Linked DNA regions of Mus musculus: region 2 is linked to region 1. Evidence: chromatin loops called from intact Hi-C (ENCODE). Cell type or tissue: left cerebral cortex. All regions are shown on one strand. Links, peaks and the distances in the headings refer to the core of each region. The heading gives the core; the rest is flanking DNA.

Region 1 (15,141 bases), core at 4,299-12,298:
AATCTGCCAAGTGACCAGAAACTAAAGACAAGCTGGCTTAGCTGATAAAGTAGATTTCAGACCAAAATTAGTAAGAAGAGATAAAGAAGGCCACTGTGTTTTAATAAAGAAAACAACCTGTCGAGTATATAATGATTGTAAAAACATACGCACCAAATGCTGGGGCTCCCTATACCATAAAACAAACACTAATAAACTTAAAAGATAAAAATGGTCCAAATACAATACGCCACTGTCATCTCTAGATACGTTATCCGAACTAAAAACCAACGAAGGACCCTGGAAGTTAAACTATATCATAGATGTAGCAGAGTTAGCAGATGTCTGCAGAAGGCAATACCCAATAGAACGGTACACACTCTCGTCAGCAGCCCATGTAACCGGCTCTAAAGTAGACCACGCTCCAGGCCACGGAGTACTTTTTACCAAAAACAAAAGAATTTACACTATCGCTTGTGCTGAGTCAGCTCATAGTACAATAAAATAGAAACCAACAAAGCAAGAAACACAAAACGCAACACAAATACATCCTTGAGCAACTAATGGGTTGGGGGCAGTTAAAAGTCCCTAGAGTCGAACGAAAACAAAAGCAGATTTACCATAACTTCTGGAGTGCATTGAGGAGGTTCTGAGAGGAAGTTTCAAACTATGAGTGACTTATTCTTTTTTTTTTTTTTTAATTCAGAATGATCTCAAATAAATAACCCAATGGTGTATTTCAAGGTCCCAGAAAAACAAGAACAGTCTCAACCCAAAAACTGTCGACAGGAAGAAACAATAAATACCTACACAAAAACAAATGAAATGGGACTGGAGAGATGGCTCAGTGGTTAAGAACAATGGCTGTTCTTCCAGAGGTCCTGAGTTCAATTCCCAGCAACTATATAGTGGCTCACAACTGTCTGTAATGGGATCCAATGCCCTCTTCTGGTATATCTGGAGACAGCTACCATGCACTTACATACATAAAATAAATAAACAAACTATTTAAAAAAATTTTAAACTGGAGACAATTTTTACATAACCCACTTCAAAATCTCCATGACAACTCTCCCAGGACTAGCAAAGCAATTATACATTTCCTTTTCTATGGAAGCGAAAGAGGCTCTGCATGGGTCTAGCAAACCTTAACATACAGCAATCAAAGGTATCACAATAACTGATCTCAAACTATACAACAGCCCCATAGCAGTACACCCAGCACTGGTCTCGGTTTCTACTCCCGTTGTAGGAAAACACCCTGACAAAACCAAACTCAAGGGAGAATAGGTTTACTTTGGTTCACGTTTACAGGTTGTGGTCTATCATGGTGGTGTGTGGTCAAGGCTGCAGACACTTAAAATAGCTGGTCCCACAATCAAAAAGCAGGGTGTGGTGAATGCAGGCTGCTGTTCAGCTAGAGAGGAGAAATAGATATGAGGAAGAGAACAGGAGCGAATTAAAAAATGAATTAAAATTGAATATTAGATAGATGTAAGAAAAATAATAAAATATAAAATAGTTTTTGAAAGCATAATAAATTAAAAAAGACTAAGAGACAGTTAGTTCATCACACTTGTGTGAAATCCAGATCAGGATGGTGGCTGGGTATGGTGGTCCAGCACGAGATATGGAAGTCTGGCAGGTGCTCTTCTATTAGGCTAGTATTGCCTGTGCACGAGCTGGGCTCTGCAGAACCCAGGGGGCCTGGAATGGATGAAGTAGGTAGTTCACAGTGGGACTGGTTTTGATCCAGATGTGATCAGTTGGGACCGGGTTTGATGTTTCTGGGGTGAGAAGACAGGCCCTCAAGGCTCGTCCCAGGGCCTGGACTAAAGCAGAGTCCAACCTCAGAGAACCCCCAGCCTGGGGCTAGGCAGAGGCTGGAATATGGTATGCCTTCCCTGCTAGCAAGCCATGAGTTCATACATATCCCCTCTCCTCAGCCCTGACCGGACACAAACCCAGGAGGAGCACCTGCATCCTGGAAACGTCCCACAGGAACAAAAGGCCGCAGGTCACATCTGAGTGGGTTGGATCCTGAGGATGCTAGCGAAAGATGCGCGTGGAAGGGAATTCCCAGTGCTCGGCTGGAGACACTGGGAACTCAAGGCCCTGAAGCACAAGAAAAATTAATAACCTACTCACCCTGCCAACAGGAAAAATAATAATAGAACATATGGTTTTCTCAACAGGCCCCAGAGCAGAATTCAGTGGAAGTCCACATCTCTGCGTGATAAAAATGCTATGCAATTACGAATAACAGGTTTCATCGCTCTTCGGATGGAGGATGTGTTTGGAAGCAAATGCCTACAGGATACCTGGGAGTATGTGCGGGTTTGCCCTAAGAACATACATACTCATTTAAATGCTCATGCTGCACACACCACATGGCTCTCTGTTCCTGAGGATGTTGTAGTGTGGGCACACACACACACACACACACACACACACACCTTCATTTAGGTGGCTGCTGTTTGACAGGTATCGACCTGAGGATTCCAGGAAGCCTCAAGACTTCATGCTGGTGAGGCAGAAATGTCTGAAGGGGAAACGTAGAAAGATAATCAAGAAAGCCAGCCTGGCCATGGGTCAAGAACCCTCAGCTGGCGCACATGATCTTTGTGTGAGCAGCCAGCAGTGTCTTAGCTCAGCCTCCATGAAGAATGCTGGCTGGCTGTTTTTTCATAGCGAGCTCTAGACATAGTGATGCTGTTAGCAGTAGTCATAAATGAACAGTGACTCAAAGGAATTTGACAGACACAAGATCTCTTGGATACCCAGGTAGCATATGCCTCGAAGGTGGTCTGCCTAGACTTCATGCCCAGATAATCACAGACCAGGGACTGTGGGCCAAGTTTACTGCAAAAAGAGATATACCTACATAGAGAGCCCTTGTTCACACAGAAATGCAGGAAAAGGGGGTAGAGGCATAGGTCTTGAAAGATGTCTCTGTCCTCTGGGGTTCAGGGACACTCTTAGTTGACAGTCTTAGGGAGGGAGAATAAAATACCCACATACCCAGAAGGGGATGCAGAGATCTTCCACCAGGCAGCAGGAAAGGCTCCTTGGATAAGATGGCCTTGGAGGACTTCAGGAAGTTCAGGAAGCCAGATAGTGTCCCTGTAGTCAAAGGGATGACCTGACAGGCCCTCACAGGGACAGCAGGAAAATACAGGAAGGCCTGGAGTGGAGGAGACCTAGAGTTGGGCTGCAGACCTTTGAGGATTGCTGAGGGGGGGCCTAGGCCCAGGCTGCCTCATTGCAGACTCAGCCCTGCGAGGCTCCTCAGGAAAACAGACCTGGGCAGACACTGTCCTCTCAGAGCTGAGCTGCGTGTATCAGGGCTGAAAGCAGGGGACTCCCCACCCAAGTCACCCAACTGCTGGTCACATCACCCTATGTCCCTCCTGAATCAGTCTCTAAATCTGCATATTCGTCCCTGGTGAGAGTCTGCAGGATGGTGATCTGTGGCTCTCAGTTTGGGCAGATACAACCAATGGTCTGGCCCCTGAAGATACTATGGCTGGGTATCAGTCCTAGAGAGCTGGGAGACAGGCCTAGGATCGATGCTGGTGATTCTGGTGTCTGAGCACTCTAGAGGCAGACATTAGGGCCCTAGAGCCACACCAGGTCTCGAAGTGAGCCTAGCAGAGATCAATGGAACAGACTGGGCTTCCAGGGCCCCTCGAAGAAATGCCTTCTCCTGCAGCCCTAGGATGGCGTGTCACCCCTCCTCTAGGAGACCTGAGAGTCAGTATGTCCAGTGGTCTCTGGCTGAGCAGCAGGGCCAGCAAGCAGCTGAGTCCTTGCTAGAGGCTGGGGCATCGAAGTTGAACCAGCTAGAATTTAGCAGAGGGAGGAGACACTGGGGTCTCAAGGAGCCCATGGCATCTTCTACAGCACAGCTCATCCCAATCCAGCAATCCTAGCCACCTGTGCCCTGGCCAAGACAACCCCCCCCCAAACCAGGCCAGCCCTGGGTTCCAGGTTCAACCCTGAGTCAGAAACCCAAGATGGGAGAGAAACGGGACCTGCCCAAGACAAGGGCCAGGGCAAGGCTTCCTCTTTTCCACTTCAGGTGTATGGGAGCCTTGGAGTCACCTGACAGTCTTTGAGCACCTGAGAATGGAGACGGCACGAGAAAGGCGTCCCCTGCCTAAGAGTTCCAGAAGTCAGGCCTGGGTCAGCTCTGAGCCCCATGATGGACTACTTGTTCCTCCAAGCTGGTAGACATCTCTTTGGGGGGGGGGTGATCTGGAGCAGATCACTATGACACCCATCCCAGGGACAAGAGCCCCACAGCCCCAGGCCTCAAAGGCTCGGCAGGGTTAGATCACCTCCCCATTCACCTTCTAGTTGTGTGGCCTAGCCAAAAGCAACATGGGCCATACTCAGCTAGCATCTCTTGTTGCTAGAGCAACTTGCCTTTGGACTTCTACCCTTCAGTCTGGATCATGACGGGGACACAGTTATATTGATAGAGTGGCATTCTCCCCACAGCTTCTAAGACAACCCCGTGACAGCCACTGTTCCTGCTGGACACCTCCTGCCCACTTGCCCAGCCAGTCTGTGAGCTTCAGCAGATGTAAAACAAGTCTTGCCAGGGTCTGGCTCTCTCACTAGGGACAGTCAGACCAGGCACTGGGGCTTACAATCAGTGTAGTTTGAGACCAGCAGGTGTGGACAACTCCTGGGGAAGCCTCATACTTAGATGGGCTGTGACCACCAAGTGATATTCTTGGGGATCTGGTCTCTACAAGCTAGGGCTCTAGGGATTCCTTGAACCTCCTGACCACCAGGAGGGTTGGGAAATACAGGATGTAGGCCTGGCTAGTCAAAGCCAGGTACCCTGGGCCCCTAACTTCATGCCCTATTCAGAATCCTCTGAACTTTCCATTTCCTCCCAGCTGTGGTGTCTTCTTCCACCTGACTCTACCACACCTGAGGCATCTTTCCATCCTACCCCCTCATTTCCCATGATGTCAGCAGGCACCAGAGTGAGGTGGGAATGTCCCCCAAAGGCTGTTTAAAACCCCACAAGTCAGGAAATCAGGTTCCTATGTGTCTTAGTCAGGGTTTCTATTCCTGCACAAACATCATGACCAAGAAGCAAGTTGGGGAGGAAAGGGTTTATTCAGCTTACACTTCCACATTGTTGTTCATCGCCAAAGGAAGTCAGGACAGGAACTCGCACAGGGTAGGAATTTGGAGGCAGGAGCTGACGCAGAAGCCATGGAGGGGTGCTGCTTACTGACTTGCTCCCCCTGGCTTGCTCATCTTGCTTTCTTATAAAGTCCAGGACTAACAACCAAGGGATGGCACCACTCGAAATGGGTCCTCCCACCCTAATTGATCACTAATTGAGAAAATGCCTTACAGCTGGATCTCATGGAGGCATTTCCTCAAGGGAGGCTCCTTTCTCTGTGATAACTCCAGCTTGTGTCAAGTTGACACACAAAACCAGTCAGTACACTGTGATAGACATGGCCAGTGAGTGCCTCCTGTATCTTCTGGGCTTTGGGGTGGTGACAATTGGTGGTCTTGGCTCAAGTGAATAGTCCCTTCCTGGCATCTAGGATTGGACCTTTAGGAAGATTAGAATCCTTTGATAGGTCCAACTCCAGTCTCCTGGGTGTTTGTGGCCAAGGACAAATTATGAGAGGCTGGGTAGCTTCTCCCCAGAGTAGAGGACAGGATAGTCTCTGTGGATAGGACGTCCTTCCCCTCAGCTCTCCCAGTTACCCAACCTCCATTAATCTAGGAAGCATGTGTAACCCAGCCTTGGCTAGTGGGGAACAGGTGGACATTGTTGGTGAATCTCTGAGAAAGCCATCACAAGGGGACATCACAGCGTTTCCTGGCCCTCTGACCATTTCCCCTCTGCCCAGTTCATTCCTGCCTAGACTGCGTGAATATGAGCGTTGCGGCACTGGCAGATGCTCTAGTATGAGAAGAACAGGACAGGTATCCAGGCTGTGGGCAACAGTGGGCAGCTCTCCAGATTTCTCATTGACAGACCACGCTGCATTTTGGGCACCAGATGTATGTGTGGTGCATAAGCAGCTTGTAGATGGCCAATGGAATTGCTGGCTTCCTTGGAATTCCTGGGTGGACTGCATCTCATCACAGCCTGTTTGCCATGTGAATATCATGGACCAGTGTCCTGTCCCTAGGAGGCAGAAGAGTACAGGACCCAGGCTCTGGTCAACCACCTGCCCTCCTGACTGGAGTCTCAAGTGCAGCTGCTCAGCCTCCATATCTTACAGACTGCCCTGTGCTCTTTCTGCCCTTGGAGCTGGGCTTCGTTCACACCCAGAAAACCTGGGAAGAGCTGTCCATAGATGAAGCTGGGCAGAAAGTGGAATGCTTTGGACAGTTAGAGGTGAGTCCTCAAGGGAAGAACAGGCCCTGAGGACAGACAGAAGGACAGACAGAAAAGCTGGTGACTGAACTACAGGCCATGTGCAGAGACACTCCAAAGGGAATATGGACGCTGCTCCTTCCCACAGGCCCAGCCTATGCCCGTGTTCCTGAGAACACAGGGCAGAAGCTAAGATGGGGAACCTCAGTTTCCCCCTGTTGTGGCCTTCTCTTCCAGATGGCATGGACTGACTACACAGACATGGAGGCCACTCATACTCCAGAGGAATGACAGACACTGCCAGGCCTCTGGTTCTGGGGGCCAGTAAGAAACTCTAGAAGAGTATTCAGTGCTCTTGCCTGCTGAGCCATCTCTCCAGCCCCCTGTTGTGGCATTCTTAATCTTGAGGCAGATTAAATCCACACCTCAATGATCCTGTAACTACATTATCTTAACAGATTTGGAAGAAAAAACACATGAGCTGGGGCTCTATTTAAAATAAGGCAGGTGTTGGGGCTGGAGGGATGGCTCATTTGTGAAGTACACTGGCTGTTCTTGCAAAGGACCTGGGTTCAACTCCCAGCAACCACACTGTGGCTCAAAACCGTCAATAACCCTAGCTCCAGGGGATCTGTCACATTCTTCTGAACTCCACAGGCACCAAGCATCCACCTGATGCACAGATATGCATGCATGCAGGCAAAACACCCATCCACATAAAATAAAAATGTTTTTTAAATAAATAGAGTAGGTGGTCTCAGGGCCAGGGCTCAGCCCAGGCACCCACAAGTGACTTCAAAGAGAATTCAGAGGCCTGCCTGCTATCACCAGAGCCAGCCGGCTGCATAACATCCTGGAAGCACACGCTGATAGTGCTCTCTGGAAACGGGCCACGGGGGTGGCTGAGAACCAGAGGCTGGGGCCCCTCCCTGCCCATAGCTGCCAGGCCATGTTCGGGAGCCACATGTGGACCAGGCCTGGGCATCAGCCAGCACCTCCCAGGGTCTCATGGAGATGTTATCAATGTTCGAGGAACATTCCAGAAGAAACGCGCCTGGTGTTTATTTAACACTTGGCTTCTAAGCAGCACAGAAGCCTATGAGATGTCAGCCTGGGCTGCCGCACAGCCTGGGAGCCGTGCACATGCCTGTGTCTCACACACCCCAGCACCCGCCATCCAGGTCAAGCCTCCGGGAGGCTCGTTCTTCGCTTAGCCTGACCAAATGTCTCGGGCTGTAGTGCTTGGCCTGATGGCCCTGATGGGTACAGTTGTCTGCTGAGGGCAGCCAGTAGTTTACAATTCCAGCCTGTGGTGGGTGGGGTGGCTACTCTACAGTTTACCACAGTCAGGAACCCGAGGAATGTCAGCTGCAGCACGCGCCCATAGCCTGCTCCTTTCCTTCCCAGCTTATGTGCAGCCCCTCTTGCTGGAAAACCCCCAGTTCCCTCCAAAAGTAGGGTGCCCATGGCCCAGGCAGCAGGAAAGGGAAGTCCCTGAGCAGAGGGGGTCTGTGAGCCGTCTGAAAGGTAAAGCGCCCTCTATTAATTTATTCCATCATTCATTCATTCATGCCATCATTCATTCATCTGATGACAGGGCACTGCCCATGGCTTACAGACCGTGGGAAAATGAATAACTACTCTAGAATAAAGGGCACACTGCATAGATGTGTGTGCGACACGCAGCTGTACCCTCCAACTGCTGTGTCCTTCCCCCAGGCCCCTGGCTCTCCAGTATCACTGTCATCTCACCCAAGACCTCTCCTCTCAACCCAGTATGGTTCTAAGGACTGCCCACCTCAGAGAGAGAATTGCTAAAAACCCAGGTGCCGAGATGCTAAGACCAATTTCCCATTCTGAGAGACCTCACACTCTCAGAAGGGTCAAGAGTTTGGGCAAACTTGGAAATGGAGTCTTTGCAGATGTAGTTGAGAATACAGAGTCAGGTGGGACACTCATGCGATCCCAAGGGTTGATAAGCTGAGGCAGGAGGTTTGCCACAAGTTTGAGGCCAACCTGGGCTACATAGTAAGACCCTGTCTCAACAACAAGAAATATGTTCAGGTCAGAGGGCCCTAAGTCTAGCGTGACTGTTCTGAGCGCATGGATGCAAGCAAACACATTTTCCTCTCCCCTCCACACCCCTAAATCCTGGGATCAGAGCAGAGAGGAGCAGTGTGGGGCGGGGCTGTGAGCATCCAGTCTCCAGACCGGTTCATTATGTCACCTGGTTGGAAAGAGGCTCCCACCACCCCGCTGTTTGGTCACTCCAACGTGGTTCTAAACTCTCAGAGCAGTACCAAGCCCTGGGAGACTCCTATTCCTCCAAGTATCTAAGGCTGCTGGAGCAGAGGAAACCCGAGTGGGGAGCTCCATGCATTGATTTACTGTATTTTCATCTGAATCAAAGGCCAGCTTTAATTTATCCCAGTGAACAAGGATAAGCTGTGTGGTCTGCGCAGGCTCAGGGGGCTGTGTTTTAGCAGGCTGGCAGCTAGGAACACCAGAGTGGAGATGTAAGGGGGAGAGGAGACTGAGGTCATGTGACTGGCAGCTGAGAGGTCCCTTAAGAGTCCCAATCCCCAGGGCTCTGGATGGCCTCCCTCCCAACTACCACACACCCCAGTAAGAGTGGGGCTGACAGGCCCAGTTCTGCTTAGGACAGAAGAAACTCCATGCTCAGGTCTGGGCTCAATGGGGACAATCGCTTAGCTGAGAGTCCTATGCTCTGAGGCCACCAACTTTCCTTCCTGTCCTGAGCATGCTTTGTAGAAATACCTGGGGAGAGATCTGTCCCTGCTGGCGTGGCCCCATGGTGATGACATCACACCACAGAGCAATACTCAGTTCATGCGACTGAAAATCAGAGGACTCAAATGTCCCATACAAGGACAGGCTCCCAAAGACATAACCTCACTGGTCCCTTCCTCCCAACAGAGCCACTGTCTCCTGGGACAGGCAAGCTCCAGATCCAGTGGGTTCCCCACAGCTGCCCTTCCCCCCAGCTCAGCAAACAGCCTCAGGGCCATGGCAGAGCTGCCTCCTGTCCCTACTGTCTGCCTACCCTCATGCTTCCTTGGTGGCAGCCCAGTGCAGAGTGGGATGTGCCCTGAGAGGGTATTCAGAGAAGCCAAGATCCACCTTGTGAGGGAGGAACCAGGTACTGCTGTGCCCCGTGATCATTTCATTTGCTATCTAACTTTCAAGTCAGGAAAGCCAGGGGACTGCACGTTTCACAGAAACCATGTGACTCGTGTTTATTCTATAAAGATCAGGAGATACACAAATCCAGCAAACTCCCACCGACCAGCAGAGGACCACTTTCTTGGGATCTGCTTCCTGTGTCCGTCCACATGAGAACACACGCTTTGTCTCAGGTGAGAAGGGGCGAGCCCTGCCTGCCCAGTGTCTAGCCTCTGGCCAGCTGTGCAGCTCTGCCAAGCCTTAGACACATAACTTACGTCGGACCACATTTTGCACAGATTCTGAGGTAGTCCCAGTGATGTCTGCTTGGCTCCTCTCCTGCTCACTGCACGTTAGTGTCCTCGGTTGGTGTGACCCCCTGACCTGCTGTAACTGACCCGTACATGAAGCTGGCCTGTGGAATGCTCTCCCAAGTAGGACCCTGAAGGGTGGGCCTACGTTCCCCAGCAGAGGCATACTGAAAAGGTGCTCGCCATGGCCAGACCAGAGTTGCTTGAAGCCACATCATAGAAATCTTAATACACACAACACAAGGAAGGTGGAAACTTCCTAAGCTGTGCCAGGCACACTGGACGGCGCTTGCACCACAGGTAGGTTTAGGCTCTCTTAATGAGAGCCTGTCCTGCCCCCCAAGCAAGGTAGCTGCAGTGTCTCAGCAGTCTGCTGAAATGGCCTCTGACGAAGGGAACTTGAGTCTGTGTCCAGGCCAATTCACTATTTTAATTAATTAATTAAATTAATTAAAGACAAGGTTTCTCTGTGTAGCTCTGGCTGTCCTAGAACTCCATCTGTAGACCAGGCTGACCTTGTACTTGGAGATCTGCCTGCCTCTGTCTCACCCAGTTTAGGCCTATTCAGTCTTACCCACTTCCATTCACCAAGTGCCCTGGGTGTCCATACAGGCCTAGGGGGCTCACCTGTTCTGCCTGCTCTCCACTCACAGGGCCAAGGAGCCATGAGTATGTGGACCACCCTTGTAAAAGGCTTGGGAGCACTGTCAGAGGGTAAGGGGGTGGGAGGGTGAGTAGTGCCACAGGCACGCCCAGATATAAGGTGGAGCATGGGTCCATATGAGCTGTGGGGCCTGTGGGTGCTACTCTGAGAACTCACTAGTGTCTAACACAGGTCTTTCTTGCCACCCAACCAAGAGGCTCCTGGGCTGGGCTGTTCTGCCTCCAGGCGGGACCATCTGCTTCTCTGGTCACAGCAGGGCAGGGAAAGGCAGTGAGTAACCTGGGCTGAGAGAGGTCAGAGCCACAAGAAGCTGCGGCTTGGCTGAAGGCAAACAGTTCGAGAAACAAGGTGGCTGGCAGAGGGCCCTGCTGGGACCAGGATCCCAAACAGCTGGGAAGGAGTGCTGAGGCCAGAGGGACCGAGCGACTTAGCAGGCCTCTAGTTTCACACTGGTGCAGCCCTTGCAGATCCCCACAAGAGCAACCACCCCAACTCTGGCCCCTAGCTGGGGACCCTGGGCTTGTTCCAGGGTCAGCAGGGTGGCTGTCTTGAAGTGGGAAGTAAAGCCACAGATGGTCCTCAGGCTATGGAAGCCACAGTCCCTAAGTCATTTTATTTGTCCTCACCGGCAGCTCTAGCTCGCCTTCCCTAGGTCTCAAGGCTGGCTAGTTGGCCATGAAGGTACAGGATGGGATTCAAGAGCTGCCGGCACCTCCGGCCACGTGTGAGTCCTCTAGATCTCATGGCACACACTGTCCTTGGTCAGAGCTGTTTGCCACCTTCCAGCTGCATCTGGTGTGCCAGCTGCTGCCCGATGGCCAGCAGGGGACTGGCTCTGTAGGTTGGGCTGGCCAGCAGCTTCTGAAACCGGGTCCTTTCTTCTTCACTGAAAGTGAGGAAAGCAGAGGTCAGCATGGGGAGAACAGAAACCCCAGGATCCATCCACCTAACACTGGAGCAGACAGCAGAGGCCCAGAGCACCCACGAGTGCAGTACCAGGGCACACAGGCTGCCGAGCACACACCAACCACCCGTGGGGTCGCCCTACCAGTAGGTCTAAGAGGGATTTGCTAGGGGCTGCTGCCAAGGCACAAGCTGATGATCAGGGAGCAGTGGCAGTTGCTTTATGTAAGAGGTGCCTTTCTCCCAAATGAGCCCAAAATAGATGTGCACTAGAGCTGTGAGCAATGGGGCAGCTACGGACACAGGCAGCTTGGGGGCCTCTCAGATACATAAGAGCCTAGGCTGTCAGGTCCTCTTACCCTTTCTCTAACTCAGCATGGCTACTTCAGTAGAGCCTAAAGACACAATGAGAGTCAGCAGAGAAGGCAATGTCTCACAGGCTCCTAGATTTGAATTTTTGGTCCTCAGTTAGTGGAACTATTTGGGAAGGATTAGGAGGTGTGGCCTTGTTGGAATAGGTATGTCACTGGGGGTGGGTTTGAGGTTTCAAAACCCACACCCGGCTCATTCTCTTTTTCTCTACCTGCTGCCTGACTCAGTCAGAGAGAGTTCAAGACTAAACTGAGTAAGAACTACAAGACTAGATTTAGTAAGAACCTATCTCAAAAAAGCAAAATCAAGAGCCAGGTGGTAATGCACACCTTTAATCCCAGCACTCAGGAGGCAGAGGCAAGTGGATCTCTGTGAGTTTGAGGCCAGCCTGGTCTATAGAGCAAGTTCTAGGACAGTCATGGCTACACAAAGAAACCCTGTCTCAAAAAACAAAAATTAAAAACAAAAACCTAAAACCAAACAAACACAGGAGACAGGCTATACCTCAGCAGTAGAACCCAGAATGAATGGGGGTCTGGGTAGAATTCCCAGTACTGGGAAGACAGTTTAGGCTGTAAAATTCTATACTGATTTCCAAAATCAAAAGTAATCATTAAAAAGACCTTACTGAATCTATACACTATTGACACAGAACACAACACTAAAAACTAACAGAGGTTGTATACAAACAAAATAACCACCCTGCACAGGTGATATCCAGGCTGCCTCAGGCTCCCCCGAAGACAGCACAGCATTGAAGCTAAGTCGACAGAGGCTTAAGAGCAGAGGCAAGAATCTCATGCCCAGGCTCACATCTGAGAAGAGTGTCAGGCAGTCAACAGGGCAACACCGCTGATGGACGAGGGGCAGAGCTCCCAGCCACCACCCTGGAGACTGGGGAAAGGAAGTTCTCACACTAGATAGCATCACCTCTCCATGGAGGAACTTCAGATAGGCGCCCAAGGCCTAACTACAGGACAGCAAAGTTTTTGGTTCCCAAAAAATGTCTCCCACCTGTAGTCAGAAGCCAAGCTAAGAGAGAGGAGGTGTAGAAGTGGGAGGGGGCTGGAGGTCGGGGTGGGAGTGCAGATCAGGATATCAGGAAGAAGGCCCTGTGGGGCAGGGCTATACTCACAGAAGCTGCTGCCTCTGTACTGTGGTCATTCGGCTGAGCTCCACTGGCCGGGGCTTGCTGGTCACCCTGCTGTGGATACAGAGAGTCCAAGTGAGTCTGATACATTTCACCAGAGAATTTATTCTGTGGCCCCTAGTGTCTACAGCATCAGGAGTTCAAGAGTCCACACTGTACATTGGCTGTGGAGACTGAATCTAGATGAGCGGTGTCACCTGGCTACCAGATCTAGAGTTAATAACCACAGTATCCAGGATCTTGTCTCACTCCCTAAGGTTCCTGTGTGATATAGAAAGGTCTATCACCTCAGGAAAACACATCACTTTTGTACCCCGAGTCTGCCACCTGACCAAGCTGAGTGGAGAACAAGCCCTCTAGGCGGCAGCCTGCCCTAGACCCTCAACTCCACTGCCAGGGCAGAACCTTTTTCTAAAACCAGACAGCACTTCCTGACATCTGTCCTCTCACTTTTGACAAGAGAAGAGGAAGCTACACTACTAGCGGTATGTGGTACATACCATTCCAGTGCGACCCTAGGAGCCAGGCACCAACCCATGCTGCCTCCAGATGCCAACGTGCACCAAGGGACCTTCTAGGGCAAGAGTGTGGTGCCCGCTGACCACCAGAGGGGAGTGTCATGACAGATTCTCAGACCTTCCAAGCCACTACACTAGGTATGGCTGAGGGTGGGATGGGGGGCAGTTAGTCTGAGGGCCTAGGACTCAGTGCCAGGCAGCATCTCCTAAGGTCATTTCTGATGGCTGCAGGTCATGCCAAGAACATTCCTACAGGGCTGGTGAGATGGCTCAGTGGGTAAGAGCACCCGACTGCTCTTCCGAAGGTCCGAAGTTCAAATCCCAGCAACCACATGGTGGCTCACAACCATCCGGAATGAAATCTGACTCCCTCTTCTGGAGTGTCTGAAGACAGCTACAGTGTACTTACATGTAATAAAAATAAATAAATCTTTAAAAAAAAAAAAAAAAAAAGAACATTCCTACAACATCCTGGGGAGCCTGGACCAATATCTGAAAGGGAGAGGCAGCCCCAGCCAGCAGCACGGGACCTGGACAGAGAGGAAGAACCCAGAGCCCACCACCTGACAAGATGATTTCAGAGATGTCATGCTCAAAGAGAAGCCCAGAACGGGAGGCAGCCAGAGGAAGGGCCAAAAGCCCCCACTGTGTCCTGGGCCAACACCTAATTTAGACTCCAGATCTATTCATGTTCCTTTTCAAATATGAATGAGCCGTGCTTTTGTGTCTTCTCAGTGACTTCTCACACCCTGGCCTCAGGTCCCTGCCTAGGGAAGGACTGCCAGGTTTCGTGCCACCCTTTCCTGCCCCCAGGCTGTTAGGATAGTAATCTCAGGCCTGTTTGCTCTGCCCTTCCAGGGTTCCAGAATCCGCAGAGTAAAGAAGAAGCACCCACACGGTAGTAGCCAGGGCCTCCAGCCTGTTCCTCCTGCAGAGGCCCACTGCCTCAGGTGACCTAGCTAGTGAGCGCTCTCAGGTCCACTGGCTGTACGATGGGGAAAGTCTCTCTAAATGCAGTTCAGGGCTGCTGAGTATGGTGGCAGTAGCCCAGGTCTTATAGGACTCTACGCATGGGCACACAGAGATCCTGAACTCAGACACTGGAAGCAAGAACACAGCCTGACTCTGTGAAGTTCTTCCACAAGCAGACGGTGGGACTTCCTAGAGCACAAACCCCATGTGGTGTTTCATAACTGAAAAATTTAAAAACGGCAGATTTCCAAACATACAACAGCCAAAAATAAATCCAGAACCAAACGCAAAACCATTCAGGATGTCTTCAGAGCTCGTCTGAGCTGCATCATGTACTTTTACTGCAGTCCTGGTCCTGATTTTGCACAGCATGCCTGACACCTCAGCTCAGAGGTGAGAGAGTTACATGGAGGAATGGCAGCGTTCTCCCTGCACAAAGCTTCTGGCTCCCAGAGAAGCACAATGGTGTCACTGTGGAGACAAACGCTTGTGATGTGTTTTATCGTCCTTCATGCCAGGATCAAGGTGTCTTTGCACTGTGGGTTTTAGAATCCTTGATTTAAAAATTGCTGTTTGAGGGGCTGGAGAGATGGCTCAGCAGTTAAGTGTGGGAAGCCACATGTGCTGTTGCAGAGTGGCACTGACTACTGCTGGCCACCACGCATAAGTTTGGACAAACAACCAATGTGTACATATGCAGTAAAGTTTTTTGCAAAGACACTGCC
Region 2 (15,141 bases), core at 3,976-11,975, 50 kb before region 1:
ATGAAACCATTGCAGGTATCTCTGACAGGGATGAAAATAGGTCACTCGCTAGACAGTAGTCCCTCCTCAGTTTTCAGATTCCTCATCAGAGAAGTTACAATTTTGTCAAAGGAAAATGATTTCAAACAAAGTACATTAAAAAAATCGAAACATATAAGCCAGATTTCTAAATGGAAGTCATTCTTTCTACCTAAACCGGGTCCCAGACACCCTTCTTACCTGTGATGGAGGTCAGTATTTAAAAGATTTGGATCTAAAGGGGATAATATCCCCACCTGTCCAATGCTGAGCACCACAGGAGCATGCACTAGAGCTACTAACCTGTATGTCAACAAGACTATGCAGGGGAGGTTCCCACTTGCACTGTCAGATCGCAGGTGGGAGTAGGGGAGAGCCCCCAGATGTCCCCATGGTGAGGAGAGGACAACCAGGCCTGCCTGGGAGAGGATTTAGAGAGCCACAGCCCGTGCAGGCCCAGGATCAGGGCCAGCTTCCCTCTGTCTCACTGGTTCCAGGGCCACATTCCAGAGAGATGAGAGCATTTACAGTCTGTGCATATCTGTTGGAGTCCCATACATACATACATCAGCCCACCTATTTTTTGCTTTCAAGAATTCCACTTCTATTTTTGGTGGAATATAAAATCTTTGACTATTTCCCAAAATGGAAAAACAGATTTCCTCCCTTGACTGTCTGGTAATATCTCCGTTGCATTTGGTCTGTGCTGACAGGGAGCTCTGTGAAGCCCTCCCTACCTCCCATGTGGCAGCTGCCTGGGTACACCACACAGACGGGGTTCTCAAGCCCTACTTGCCAGTATCCCATAGGTGGATTTGAATAAGGTTATCAGGTGTGCCCATCACTCTGCTAAGCATTCCAAGATAGCACCTCTTTGAGGATCCAGGCCTCTAGTCCCAGCATCTGCCACGTGCTGGGTGGATAGGTGGTGCTGTAAAAGAAGGAGGAGGAGGAAGAGGAGGAGGGAGAGGAGGAGGGAGAGGAGGAGGAAAAGAAAGGAAGAAAGAGAGAGAGAAAGAAGAAGCAGAGGAAGAGGAGGAGGAAGAGGTAGAGGAGGAGGGGGAGGAGGAGGAGGAGGAGGAGGAGAAGGAGAAGAAGAAGAAGAAGAAGAAGAAGAAGAAGAAGAAGAAGAAGAAGAAGAAGAAGAAGAAGAAGAAGAAAGAAGAAAGAAAAGAAGGAAGGAAGAAGGATGAAAGAGGAGGAGGAGAAAGAGGAAGAAGAGGTAGACAGTATAAGGGGGAAGGAGTACCACCCTCCTTGTATAGACTTCAGGGTGTAAGGTAGACACTGGCTGGGAGAGCGGTTGTTGTAATGAAGTTAATAATTAGAACTTCAGCAAGATTCATGTGTGTGGGAGGCAGAGGTGTCCCCACTCAGCCAACATCCCCTTAGGGCAGGAAATGAGGGGGATCCAGGAGTAGGTGGCTCAAATCCCTGCCATGATGCTTAATGACAGACTGCCCAGTAGCATGTCACAGATCTATGAGACAAGGAGGGTTTGAGCTCCGCAAGGAGACCTGTTCCTAGAGAGCAACAGAGCTCAGAGCTGTAGCTGTCTCCCTTCTCACAGTCCATTTACCAGAAAAGCCAGCTTCTCTGTCTGATCCTGTTTCCCAGCAAACTGCAGCTCTGTCCACCCCTCCCACCCCACTATCCCACCGCACCCCACACTTCCCACCCCTGCTGCCAGACCCTCTTCTCACCAGTCACTAATTCAGTTCATTACCATACAATTCACATAAACACAGGCGTCTTAAGTCAGTGGTAGTGCCTCACAGATATAGACTGGAATCAGAACCCCAGTCTAGAGCTAGAGCAGCTGTTACCCTAGAAAACTCCATTCAAGTCAGGCCTCCAGCCAAGGGAAGCCATTCCTGAAATTTCTCACGGCCGCTGGTCTATTCCTGCACTCCCATTTGGTCCCATTGATCTCTTTCTCTTCAGGCCAATACTGCACTGCCTCAAGTCCTCACACACAAATGAAACTGCTAAATCTTCTAGTCCTGTCTGCGTTGTTCCGAGGCCTTCTCATCCAATTAGCCCTTATTCCACTGGACAGTGTCTACAGCGGGTCCTGCTGAAATTTTGATAAGGACAACTGGATCTGGAGCCTTTTCAAGATGATTAGACTTCTTGAAGACTACTGTGCCTTCCACTCCATGATCCTCTTCATGGTTACCATAGAATGTGTGGGGTATATGTGTGTGTGTTGTGTGCATGCATGTGGTGGAATGAGCATGCATGTTCAAGTGTATGGGGGTATGTGTGTATGTGTGTGTGTGTGTGTGTGTATGTGAGTGTGTGGAGGTGTATGTGAGTGTGTATGTGCAGGTGTGGGGGCGTGTGTGTGAAAGTGTGTGGGGATAGGGGTGTATGTGGGGGGCTATATGTATGTGTGGGTGTGTCTATGTGGGTAGGGTATGTTTGTGGGTGTGTGTTTGTGAGTGTGTATGTATGTGTGTGTTAGGGGGCTAATGAAAGATGTCTCCTATGAAATAAAGGAAGTCTCTTCCTACCCTTAATTTCCTAGGAGCTTTTTTTTTCTTCTCATAACCACATACTGAACTCTGTAGCTTGTTTTCTTCGGCCTTGGGAAGGATGCCTGAATGTTTCTACTTTATTAAAAGACTGAATCTAGGTGACTGAGGTTCAAACGTTAAACCAACTTGACATTTCAGGAATAAGCCAACATGGAAATAGCCCAGGAGTCCAGCAAGGATCCTTCTCTTCTTGGCTGCCCACCCAAAGCCTCGCTTCACAGGCTCCTGTGGAGAAGCATGACAGGAACCTGGAGGTCTAAGGACATGGAGACTACAGACCTGTCTAGTGACTGCCCGTGTTCTGTTTCACTGCTATGCCATTATGTAGAAGAAGGGGGCTGTGTGGCTCTCAGTTGTCTCTTCTTCGTCCCTTGTATACAGACACTAACCCCATTGATGGCTCCATCCTCAAGTTCAAATCTCCTCCTAATTCTACTACCTTGAGGCTTAAGATTGTAGCATAGGAATGTTGGAGGAACATGGACATAAATACCACTGCACTCCCAGATGACTTAGATTGCCTTTTTTTTTTTTTTTTTTTTTTTTTTTGCTATTATCTTTGGATTTTACTGCTGTGAACAGACACCATGACCAATGCAACTCTTATAAAGGATAACATTTAATTGGGACTGGCTTACAGGTTCAGAGGTTTAGTTCATTATCATCAAGGCAGTAGCATGGCAGCGTCCAAGTAGACATGGTACAGGAGGAGCTGAGAGTTCTACATCTTCATCTGAAGGCTGGTAGGAGAAGACTGGTTTCCAGGCAGCTAGGAGGAGGGTCTTAAAGCCCATACCCACAGTGGCACACCTACTCCAACAAGGCCACACTCACTCCAGCAAGGCCACACCCACTCAAACAAGACTACACCTTCTAATAGTGCCACTCCCTGGGCCAAGTGCATTCAAACTGTCACAGCTGTTTGGCAGTTTTCAGAGTGTGGTCCAGGACCAACTCCCTGTGTGACACAGAGGGACAATTTGATGGATTCCTTCAGTTTCATAGGAGAAAAGCAAAGGAGAGAAATAAAAGGCCACTGAGCCTCTCACACACATGAATCATGGCCATGAGTCATGGGAGTTACTCTCTGTGTGAGAGCCTCAGAGACAGCCAGGGAGCCATGACAAAGGCTACAGAATGTACCAACCTTTGAAGCTCTGCACATCTTTTAGTTAGCCTGGGGAATCTTATGCACTTGTTGATGCTGTAAATGACACCCTTAAAATTCATTTCTAATTGTTTCTTGATAGCAGAAAAGCAATCAATTTTGCATATTGATCTTACGCTTTTCTGTTTGACTTTCTGCTACTGTTTTTGCGTCTGTCTTGTAAAGTCCATGCTGCTCTCGAATTCTCTGTGGCCGAGGATGATCATGAGCCCTGGACCTTCCGACCTCCATCTCCTAAGTGCTGAGATGAATATCCTGTAGTTTGCTATGGTTATTTTGTGGGTTCTTCTTTCTTCCACCCTTCTCCATCCCTTTTCTCCACCCTTTCAGCCCCTTAACACTAGATAATAGAGAAAAAGGGATAAAGACAAAGGAAAGAGATCCCTGAAAAAAGTCAAGGGTAGGAAAAGAGGCAATGTCATCATTAAACTACTTACTGTTGACGAAAGGTATTGAATTTCTTAAGGCAAATTTGATCTTCACCATCCGCATATCTAATTTCTTATTTTTCTTATTGTTGTTGTTGCCTCTTCTTTGCACACAACTGCTTAGAAAGCCATGACCAACAGCAGCCAACAATCAATCAACCACCCAGCTCTTCTCAGAGCCTTAGCATTTTGGAGGGGCTCGTGGGGAGATTCTCAGAGCTCTAGCATTTTTTAGGGGGGGGGTTGGTGGGGAGAGGCTGCTGTGAGTTTATTTTCTGCTTTGTGCAAGACACAGTTATGGGGTCAGGAAAACTGTGCTGTGAACCAAGAGGGAACTCTCTCCAGCTTCTGTTGGTGTCTGTTGTTCAGCCTTCCTAGTTTACAGGGAGGATTGAGAAGGTGGGCTCTGGCCTAGCACCACTTAAACTTGGGCAGGCTGCTTTTGCCGACAGGTCAGGACTGGGCCCTGGTATTGGTCTGGCCAGGATGGATGACTGGCTGCTTCTACATGGTTTCAGGAGCCAGGCCACAGGCGATTGGGCTTCTGGAGGCCTGGGGAGATTCTGCCGAGTGCTCAGGCGACTCCAACACTGTGGCCATGAATGGGAGGGTGGATTTCCCAAAAAAGAAGCTGGCCTACCAGTGGCCAGGGTCAGCCTTGGGAAGACCTGGGGAGAGTGGAGCACGGTGTCCCCTGGGTACGCGGCACTTCTGCCAGAGTTGTTGCTGGACGAGGAGTCCAGGCATCCTGGATAGTAGTCATGGGTAGCCACAAGTGAGCCACTGGAAGAGATGGCTGCTGTGTTTCAAGGCTCACCAAGGTGCAATGGGTCTTTGGTGTAATGGGGCGCTAGGCAGTGGAGCCCATTTGCAAAGATAACCCACAAAACACCACTACTTTAGGACCCTCGTGCTGAAAAGTCCCCAGAATTCCAAATGTCACACAACTGTCCAAACCACCCTCAGGTGGTAAAATCACGCCCCTACTAGAGCCCGAGGCAAATCATAGTCAGCTGCTGTGGACAATCTGAAGCAGCCCCGTATCCCACACTTGGAATGAAATTGAAAACATATTCTTATAATATTTCCATGTTTTTTAAAGAAACCAAAACTCCTAAACTGTCATTACACAAACCTATGCCACCACACCCAATTTGACCTTCTATATTGGTCTTTGCTACTTTAACTCACCTTTCTGGTCCTGGAGAAACTTCAATGCTTTTTTGGACTATTTAGGCCATAGTGGTCTCGTTTGTGAGCTGAAGTAGACCTGCTTTTCAGGCACCCATGGGACTGCTTGTTGAGGCTCTTACTTCACTGCCCTGGCCAGGACCTGTGCTGCAGGGGCACTGAGCCAGGGACAGAGTTAATGGGAGAGTGGAACAAGAGGTAGGCTGAGATATCCCAGGACATCACACAAGCCACAGCAGTTCAAGACCTGGGCCCCAGGGCTGCAGGAGCGGCCTGCTGCCCACCACCCACCAGGGAAGTGCTCCATTCCAGAACTCTGAGCACCTCATGTTCTGTCTCCTTCTAGGCAATACTGACAAGAGAGAACCTCTTCCTGCTGATGGCTCATATCAACATCTCCTTGTCTCTTTCCTTTACATTTCCCTTCTGCTCTTTGTCCTAGATTTCTATGACTTCCTACCTTGTCCCATACATCACAAATATTTCCTCCTGGTACTTTGTTTTTTATGTTACTTATGGTTTTCTTTTCTTTTTAATATTTGTTTGTTTGTTTGTTTGTTTGAGACGGGGTCTTTCTACATAGCCAAGGCTGTCTTGGAACTCACTATGTAGACCAGGCTAGCCTCAAACTCTCACAGAGATAGGCCTGCCTCTTCCTGCACTATCACCCCAGTGCTAGTATTGAAAAGACTGGCTACTCATATATGGCTTTCTTAGATTTATTTTGTTTTATTTTTATGTGTATGAATGTTTTACCTGCAGGTATACATGTGTGCTATTTGAGGGTCTGGTGCCTACAGAAGCTAGAAGAGGACATCAGATTCCCCGGAACTGGAGTTACAGATGGGAATAAATCACCCTGTGGGTGCTGGCCACCGAACCTGAGTCTTCTGCAAAAGCAACAGGTGCTCTTAACTAGTGAGCCATCACTCCAGCCTGTCACGTTTTAAAAAGCTGTTCAAAGGGGTCTTCTCTCATGTCTGTGGCCCTTTCTTTGAGCCACAGTGAGAGCACCACTTCCTGTGTGCAGGTAAGGCTCCCACTTTCTCCCAACACTTATTCATGTCTCACATCCGATCCCAAGTATGAGGGAAAGAGGTCAGTCTCATCTCCTCACGCATGCTCAGAGTACACCCCCAAGGACTCTTCCCTAGAGATGCACAACATCCTCTTTGTCCTAGGTAGATCCCAGTGCCCTTGGCCTGTTTCTGGATCCCTTCTCTATCCCAAGTCCATCTCTCCCCTCTTGTTCTGACCCAAGGCCAAGGTCATCTCTGGAAGAACTGGTGAGCTGGTACCTTTGCAGACCTTGTCACGGTTTTCTGGCTGTCTCTGAGGATCTCACAGAGTAACCCTCCTGAGTCATGGCAAGATCTATGGATGTGATGTGCAGTGGCCTTTAGCTTCTCTCCATTGCTTCTCTTCTGGAACTGAAGGAGACCTTTGGTCCTGTCCCTCTGTCTCCCTCTGATAGTCGATACTGGGCCACACCCAGCTCTCACCCTTGTGAATGGGTAAAATTCCTAGGCAAGGCCAGGAGTGACGTTTTGGGTTTTTTTGTTTTGTTTTGTTTTTTGTTTTTTTTTTTTTCCCTTGCTGCATTGTCTTGTAGCCTGTGGTATTGTTTGCATGCACAATGAGCATACTTTCCCCTCCTGTGTGGAACAGCCAAGTCACTCCCAAAGCCAGGTTTTTAAAAGCAGGAGCCACATCTCCCATAGATTTCATCGAGGAGGGGAGGGGCAGGCTTCAGTCTGCAAATTACAGCTCGGGTGCTTTAATATGCCCTAAAAATACCTCCCATTTGCATCTCCTGCCAGCCAGTGTTTAGGAGACTGTTTCACTTGAGGATTCCTGGGGCAGCGACAGGGACGGACAGGCTGTTGCTGAGGCTCCTTCCCCGGTTTCCTCTCGTTCTGCTCCAACTCCAGCGCACCTTCCAGGAAGAGAGGAAATCTTCCTGCGAGTGCAGGAAGCGAGATTAATGCTGACAAATGGAGCAGCCTCTGCCCTGCATGTCAGCTCCTGGGTTTTTGTCTTCCTTTTTATAATAAAGAAAGAGTTTCATGATTGTTTTTTTCCCCCCTCATGGCTAATTTGAGATTCCGGTTATTTAAGGAGCCAGAGATGGAAGCCGATGACTCAGCCCCTCCACGGGGAGGGATTTCCTTAAAAGACCTCTCAGTTTGTGGGAGCGTGGACCAGTGTGACTGTTCACAACTTGCTCCTCACGCCTGGAGCTGCCCGCTCAGACACCAGACCACGTGGCAAACAGCTCGCTGGGTCTAAAAATACTGTGCCTGCCCATCACAGCAGCTTCTGTTCACGGAATGGACAGAAGCCACAGCTTGTCTTCGTCTGCTGGAGGGCTCTCTGAGCATCTGGGAGCAGTGGCACTACACCTGGCTGCACAGCCTCTGGACACGCTGCTGAGCCTGACCCTGTCCAAGTCTGTCCCCTCAGCTTGTTACCCACAGCCAGCGGACCCACCCGGTGTGATGTTTCTGTCATAGCTGTCAGATGGGCTCTTTGGTCCTTTGGGAGCTGTGGACCTTGCAGAGACAATGAGTTTTTCTAGCCTGTGCTTTCTGTCCCTGGCCTGTAAGGACTCTGCACACTGCTGGGTGGATCATCTTCTGCATTTGGGAAAGACATTCTTGTGGGTGGTCCAGAGTGGGCCCGAGAATATTGGGATCAGAGAGCAAATTCCCCTGCACAGCCTTCACAGCTGATGATCACCACAGATCTGGCCCCATCGTGCTCCCCTCAGGCTGGCTGGTTACAGGCTGGCCAGTGATGCCAGATAAATAGATGGACTCCAGGACAAAATGTCCAAATGACCTTCCTTTCTGATTTGAGGCCAGTGCAGAAGGAGAAGCCACTAGGCATGATGTTCAGGGCCTAGAGAACCTCGTGGCCTGTTATGTCTCTGCCAGGGCAGCCTTTGCCTCCAGGAGAGAGCCCAATTCAGGAGCAGGAGGTAGGGCTTAAGAAGGAGTCTTTCATCAGGCAGTGGTAGTGCACGCCTTTAATCTCAGCAGGCAGAGGGCAGGGGGCAGAGGGGCAGAGGCAGAAGGGATCTCTGAGTTCAAGGCCAGCCTGGACTACAGAGCAAGTTTCGGGACAGCCAAGGCTACACAAAGAATCTCTGTCTCCGGGGGGTCAGGGGAGGTGCCTCAGACTCTCCTCGATTCTTGGACACGGACACTGTAAGGCCCCAGGATCAGATTCCACTCTGTTGCCCTACTCTAGCTCTGTGTCTGAGGGTGCTGCTGGCGGGTGTATGTGGTCTGTGTGGTTTTTATGTAGACAGTGTCCTTGTTCCCTCACAAGGCTATAAAGCTGGGCACAGAGGCCTTAGGTCGCTCTTACACCCCTCACAATGGTGTGGAGACCCTTACATTGGGCAAACCTACATTCCCTTCCCTGCGTGGCAGCCTGCAAACCCCTTTGGGAGTCCCTTGACTGTCACCATCTCTCAGCAATGTCTGTCCTTCCTTGTCTTGATGCCAGGTCTCAGAAGCTATTGTTGTATATTTTATCTCTTTTGGTTATTTGTGGTCACTCAGAAGACATAAGAATGATCCTTGCTACTTTATCAGAGTTGTCAGTGAAGTCCTTTGGTCATCTCATCTCCATGTTCTCTTATCTCAGAGCAATCTCCTCAGGCCCCAAAGTCTCTGAAGACAGAGGACCCAGGCTGACTAGTTTCCTCTGTGAATGAGAAACTGTCCTCTGACCTAAAGTAGAACTTGGCCTTGATGTGCTCAGCATGGAAATTCAACAGCTCCTGGATAATGGCTTGCCTGGCTCCGCACTGACCCTCACGGGGAAAGCTTCATGCCCTGAGGTCTTAGGTTCCAGTTAAAGTGATGTCTATCTTATTGCAGCCCAGCCCAATCTCCCATCAAAGCATCCCTGATGAGGGAAGAGAGAGATGGATAATCTTCCCAAAGCATATGAATATTTGTTTGTGGGCAAAGGAATAAATGGCCTAATCAGACCCCAGGCGTGGGCCTGTTCCTACATAATTTCAGTCTCCTTGCTGTGGAACTCAATGCTTTGACACTGGACACAACAGAGTTTTGTAGGGCTCTGACCCAATGCCCACTCCTCATGCCTACCTGGCATACTTACTTAGCATCCCTACTTGGCTCCCTGTCCCTGTCAGAAACCAGCACAGGCACACCTTGCCTCCCTGCTACTCCACTACCCTATACTGTAGGGTTGCTGCGTTGGTCATTTTCAGTGAGAGGCAGGTAGAATGTCATCACCTGAGACAGGCTGCCCTGAAGTTACCTCATCTTTGTGGCTGTCAGCTGATCTCCTTTAGAAGCTGCCTGGAGATGAACTCAGCTGACCTAGATGGTCTGCATCTGGTCCCAGTGATAAGTTTCTACCCAGGCCACTCTCTACATTCCCCAGAAAGCTATGAGAGTAGCAGCTAGTCACCAAGCTGGATTTCACCAGGAGTCCACCTCAGCTCCCTCCCATCTTTCAGGATCTAGAACTGCCAGTCAGGACATTTTGTTGGGGGCCCATTTTCTTTGTTGTTTGTTTAGTTATAAAGATTTTAATTTTCTTGAATGTGTTATTGTTGGATTGAACACTGACCAGCATAGAAAAAAATGGTGATAAGTGTCCCCTCTCCCAAGATTTCCTCCATTCTAAGCTCCCAGAGATCTCAGAAACACACGCCAAGCTGCAAGAGAGTCACCTCTCTGTCCCCCAAAGCAAAGAAGAATATGTACACTACTTCTTCACCCTGCATTTACAACTCATAATGCACTCATTCAACAAATGAGCACCAATATGGCTGGCAGAAGACTGTGACCCTGCCTCCAGGGTGGCTGATGGGAATAAAGTCCATCTAGGGAATAAAGTCTGCTCTTGCTCTTGTAGACCATGAGGAAGAAACATAACTGGAAGATGGAGATGGAATGTTCCCTTGAACAGAAGTGGGATCCCACTTCACACCCTGTCAGCAAGTGTGATGGTTTGTATATGTTTGACCCAGAGAGTGGCACTATTTAGGAGGTGTGACCTTGTTGGAGTATATGTGGCTTTGTTGAAGTAGGTATGTCACTATGGGCATGGGCTTTAATACCCTCAGCCTAGCTGCCTGCAAGTCAGTCTTCTACTAGCTGCCTTCAGAACAAGAGGTGAAAATCTTAGCTCTTCCAGCCCCATCCCTGCCTGGACACTGCCATGCATGATGATAATGGACTGAACCTCTGAGCCTGTAAGCCAGCACCAATTAAATGTCTTTTATAAGTTTCCCTGGTCATGGTGTGTGTTTACAGCAGTTAAACACTAACAAAGACAGCAAGAATTCTTTCTCTGACCCTGGGAAGTATGGTCTTTAGCTGGTGGAGCAGACAAGACACACCCTTGGGCTAGTAAGGGTCAAGGCAGGGAGAGGGACTCAGGGCAGGGCTGGTGGTAAGCTCCTAAGGAAAGGAGTTTAGCGTGGGGAGGGGAAGCAGCCATTCACTTTGTATTTGTATGTTTTGGGGGCCAGAAGCCAACCAGACAGGAGGTCTGTGGGCAGCTAGCTGTCTTGCTGGTTGATTTCCATTATTAAGCTTGACATTCAGGGAGCTGCTTAGACATTATCTAGGGTATTTTGGTAGTCAGTAGGCTGAGTGAAATAGCTGTTTTTCAAGGGTATGGGTCTGCCCAGTCAATTGAGTTCTGAGGGCCACCCTGAATGGGAATGTATACTCTGTCTTCTTCAAGACGACAAACCCAGCAATAGCTGACCTCCTGTCAGTTTGTTTTCCCCCCAAGATGGGGGTGAGAGGGAGTTTGCCACATAGCCTGAGCTGGTCCTGAGGCAGAGATCCTCTTGCTTCAGCCTCCATATCCATATGTTTCAGAAGCAAAGGTGTGTATGGGAGTGCTGGTATGTGTGCATATGTGAAGTACCTATGGAGACCAGAAAATGCCATCAGATCCTCTGGAGCTGGAGTTACAAGCAGTTGTGAGCCTCTTGACATGGGGGCTAGGAACTGAACTTGGGTCTTCTGGAAGAACAGAAAATACTCTCCCCACCCATCCCACCCCCCACCCCCCCCCCCCGGCCCTGCTCGCTCTGGCCCCACTTCTGGCCATATTTATTTCATATATGTGAGTACACTGTAGCTGTCTTCAGACACACCAGAAGAGGGATTCAGATGCCCATTATAGATGGTTGTAAGCCACCTTGTGGTTGCTGGGATTTGAACTCAGGACCTCTAGAAGGGCAGTTGGTGCTTTTAACTACTGAGCCATCTCTCCAGCCCCAGAAAATACTCTTAACCACTACACAAACTTTCCACCCTGAAAAAAAATTTAAAAGATATGTCTGTCTCAGCCAAGGGGATATGCTCACTTCAAAACATGGCTGAGTCTGGAAGTTCCTAGGCAAGATCTGCCTGTGTCTGTTGCAGTTACTTAAAGCCTTGGTCCATTACCACTCCAGGCTGCAGAGCCAAGTTGGCATCCAAAGGGCATCTGTACACTTAGTAGTCTCTGGAGGCCTTCTGTTTCCTTCTAGGCTTCTCCTTTCTCAGAACAGAACCTTGTCAATCATTTTCCCACCAGGAGGACCAGGAAGTTGCCAGTCCAAGGCGTTGCTCACCCCACAACTTGAGATGCTGTTCAAGGGTTAGGTCTCGGAGGAACACTGGTTATCAAAGGGCAATCGGCATGTGCTATTGTATTTGAGTGGTGTCTTGTCAAAGCCTAATGGACCTAATGAGTTGGAGAACTTATAAAACACTAACTCTTGATTATATGCAATTAATCAGCCGCATGGCTCCTTAGAGCTCAGGTTACATCCCACTTAATGACACTTGGGTCCCACTCACTCTGCCAGAGGTTGCAGTAAGAACTTCATGTGGCTTCATGCACTAACCACTCAAAATTGCCCTCAGAAGTCAGCAGTATGGAGGTCATTCTTACCAGTGAGAAGGTTTACAGATGAAGAAGGTGTTGTAGCTATGGATGGTTGGGCCAAGGCCAGCCTCACACTTGTGGTACTAACAGGCACACACAAACCACACCTAGGCTATTCTTCACACAGCAAAGCATGTCTGCTCTCCCTGAAGCCTGACTTGAGAAAGTCATTTGCATGCACCCCCACCTGCTATGAGGGTCCCCTCCCACCAGGAAGGAACCCTGCCTTTTACAGAACAGCATAAGAAAGCTAACACAGAGGTGTGAGCATGCAGGGATGTGACACCCTGACCATAAGCACCGGGGACAAAGACACAGGTCACAATGGAAGGAAAGGCACAAATGAACAAGATGGAATAACAAGCAGAGGGGCATGCACAAGTGCACACACACATGTGCATGTGTGATAGAGAACAGTGTATGTATGTATGTGTATATGCATGTGTGGTAAGGAACTGTGTGTGTGTGCATGAACATGTATGTATGCGTGAGTGGTGGGGAACTGTATGTGTTCATGTGTGTGTACGTGTGTGTGTGTGTGTGAATATTTGCAGCAGGTGTGAGAAATAAAGGGTAGAGATGTGGGAAACAAAGGGTTAATGTCTTGACTAGCTTTGAGAGCAATCAAGTCAGCAATACTGCAAATAAATATATTATAATACAAAAACAGAGAAACAAAAACTAGAAAGACCATCATTCCAGTGGGGAGTGGAGGACATGGGTCTTGTCCTTTGTTCCCGCAGCTTAGGAAGTACCCTGAGACTGTAACCCGAGATGCACACCTCCCCCCAAAAAATACATTGGCAATGCTGTTTTCATGACCCAAGTCTGAAGACCTAAGTTGTCAGCAACAAAGTATTACTTAAGGACAGCCACGTGCTCTGGCCAGGGTGCTCTGTGCAACTCAGGGAAAGACTCCAGGAAACCGACACTTAGCAGAAACCTGCTAACAGCATAGCAGTTGTGTGCAGTGGGAAGTGCCATCCATGAGGCGAGGTTGTACCCAGGGTCCAGGGCGCCAGCTTGGGGCCCCTTATGAGCACAGATCTATGAACAGTTACTTGTGCAGTAGGGTAGAGTCACTTTCGTTTTGCTCATTAATTTTATTTTCCCATAGTAAGTATGTAAAGCATATGCCAAAAGGGATTTTTAAAAAATTTCTGCAATATGAGCAGAATTCTATCCCACATCTTTGCTCAGCCACTAGGACAGCTAACCCCCAGAGTCTTGCCTCATGGCTGCTCCTGACTCTGTTGCAGTGCGGGAGGGGGTACGGAGGAGTTTACTCTCAACTCTGGGCTCTTTGCTGAACACATCTGACTGAGTCTGAGCTTAACCTCTCTGAGCACTTGCCATGTATTTTGACATCCCAGGACAGAATGTTCTGTAACCACGGTGGCAGGTCTGGCACAGGCACTCCAGTCTCGATCCCAGGATGGACAAAAAAACATAGTATATCTGAGAAGCGCTTGACCAGAGCCGCGTGCATCAATGGCTGCTGGGAAAGCAGCCGTAATGACAGGGTGTTTGGAACAAATACCACGCCAAAGCCCAGTGTCCGGGAATAACACTTCTCTAGCCGCTCTGGCCACAAAACTGAAGCGGCGCTCACTCTGCACTGTTTAAGGACAGAGGCTGAGAAGGGCAATCCCAGTTTGCTGGGTGTGTTAGGGGAGGGTGTTAAAACAAATACACACAAAAATGCACCATGGCTGGAGCCCAGAGGACTATGCTCACTGCAGAGTCGAATCAATGCACAGGGGAGGGAGGCAAGAACCCAGGCACTTGAGGCTTAGTTGGTTTTGCCCACTAATGGCTAGGGCTTCCAGCTGTTGCAAGCCTGCTACCAGGGGGCGGAGCAGGATGCTGTGAGCCCTTCTGGAGTCAACTGCTCTCCTACTCAAGGTCTGCTGGCTGATCGCTGGACACAGCCCACAGCTGGCTCAAGAACAACAAGCCTCCCTGACCTCGGGACATCAGCAAGCCTTAACAGTGCTCCAGAGACTCAGCACCTGAGGCGCCTCAGTAGCTTCCAGGACAGAGTGTCTCTCTTTGAACTTGGCAAAGCCACAAGAGCTAAGTTCACCCAGTGGCTCCCAAAGCTTCACACTGCCACACACGTGTATATGAGGTATTTCCGGATCCATAACCTGACCTTTATCAGCCGTTTTGCTTTTCCATGAGCATGTATAGGTTGTTGTTGTTGTTGTTGTTTTTAGCAATAGAGAAACTTGAAAGAAAATAAGGAAATTAAACCTCTGAGTCTCCAAAGTGAAGCCAGACACCCCACCCACTAAAGGTCAACCAGAGAATGTGTTAGCAGGTGTCAATGACAACTGGAGTTCGTGCCAGCCTTCAACACCCCTCAGCTGAGGGAGCCCAGTCAGCCGGCTAGTCAAAAACAGATTTGCAGCTCAAGGTTCTGCCTAGCTCATGATCCTTCTCTAAAACAACTGCCCCTCAACCCCTCTATTCAGATGCTCTGAGCTTGCCTGCCCTCTTCCTGACTGAAAACCAAAGTCTGATCCCACCAAAGTCCAACTCGGGAGCCCATGAGTTTATTGGACTTGGTTACAAAGCAAGGGTAAGGGGTTACTTACAGGAGCATGGGTGACCCCCCAAAAGGGCTGTACCCCCAGAAAGTCTCTCCCAGCATGGAAGACTTCCCCACAGCTGTAGAGGTGAAGTCCGTTGTTAAACCCCACTCCCTCCCAGTTAACCTTCTCCAACCTTATGTACTTCAGTTCCTCCTGGAGGCCCCATGCAGTTCAGGCAGAACTGTACACAAGACTCAGGCCAGCTGGAAGCTCAGCTGAGAGTCCAATGGACCACACTCCCTGCCACCTCCTCTGAGGGA

What was found. A loop is a pair of places that touch in the nucleus more often than their neighbours do. Peaks named below come from ENCODE experiments on the same cell type or tissue, not always from the same donor. Only the 100,000 strongest peaks of a DNase experiment are listed, where the experiment ranks them.
Region 2: a loop joins it to region 1, with 1.9 times the contacts of the local background. A loop is called at or near these places in 4 of 42 quality-filtered maps.

The regions. Positions count from the first base shown.
Region 1 is chr10:77,477,087-77,492,227 of GRCm38, forward strand. It overlaps Fam207a (family with sequence similarity 207, member A), which reads right to left. Exons shown (of 6, transcript NM_133998.3): 5 at 12,912-12,980; 6 at 9,569-11,387. The coding sequence ends at 11,264. Among named protein-coding and RNA genes, the nearest start is that of Gm35983, 14 kb to the left of the region's middle. In left cerebral cortex, for the core only: no CTCF peak of the experiment used is centred there; a DNase peak (open chromatin) is centred at 7,382.
Region 2 is chr10:77,427,337-77,442,477 of GRCm38, forward strand. Gm51791 reads right to left here and starts at 4,960. Exons shown (of 1, transcript XM_030245426.1): 1 at 4,401-4,960. The coding sequence starts at 4,960. The coding sequence ends at 4,529. In left cerebral cortex, for the core only: no CTCF peak of the experiment used is centred there; DNase peaks (open chromatin) are centred at 7,172 and 7,559; H3K4me3 peaks cover 887 bases; H3K27ac peaks cover 1,621 bases.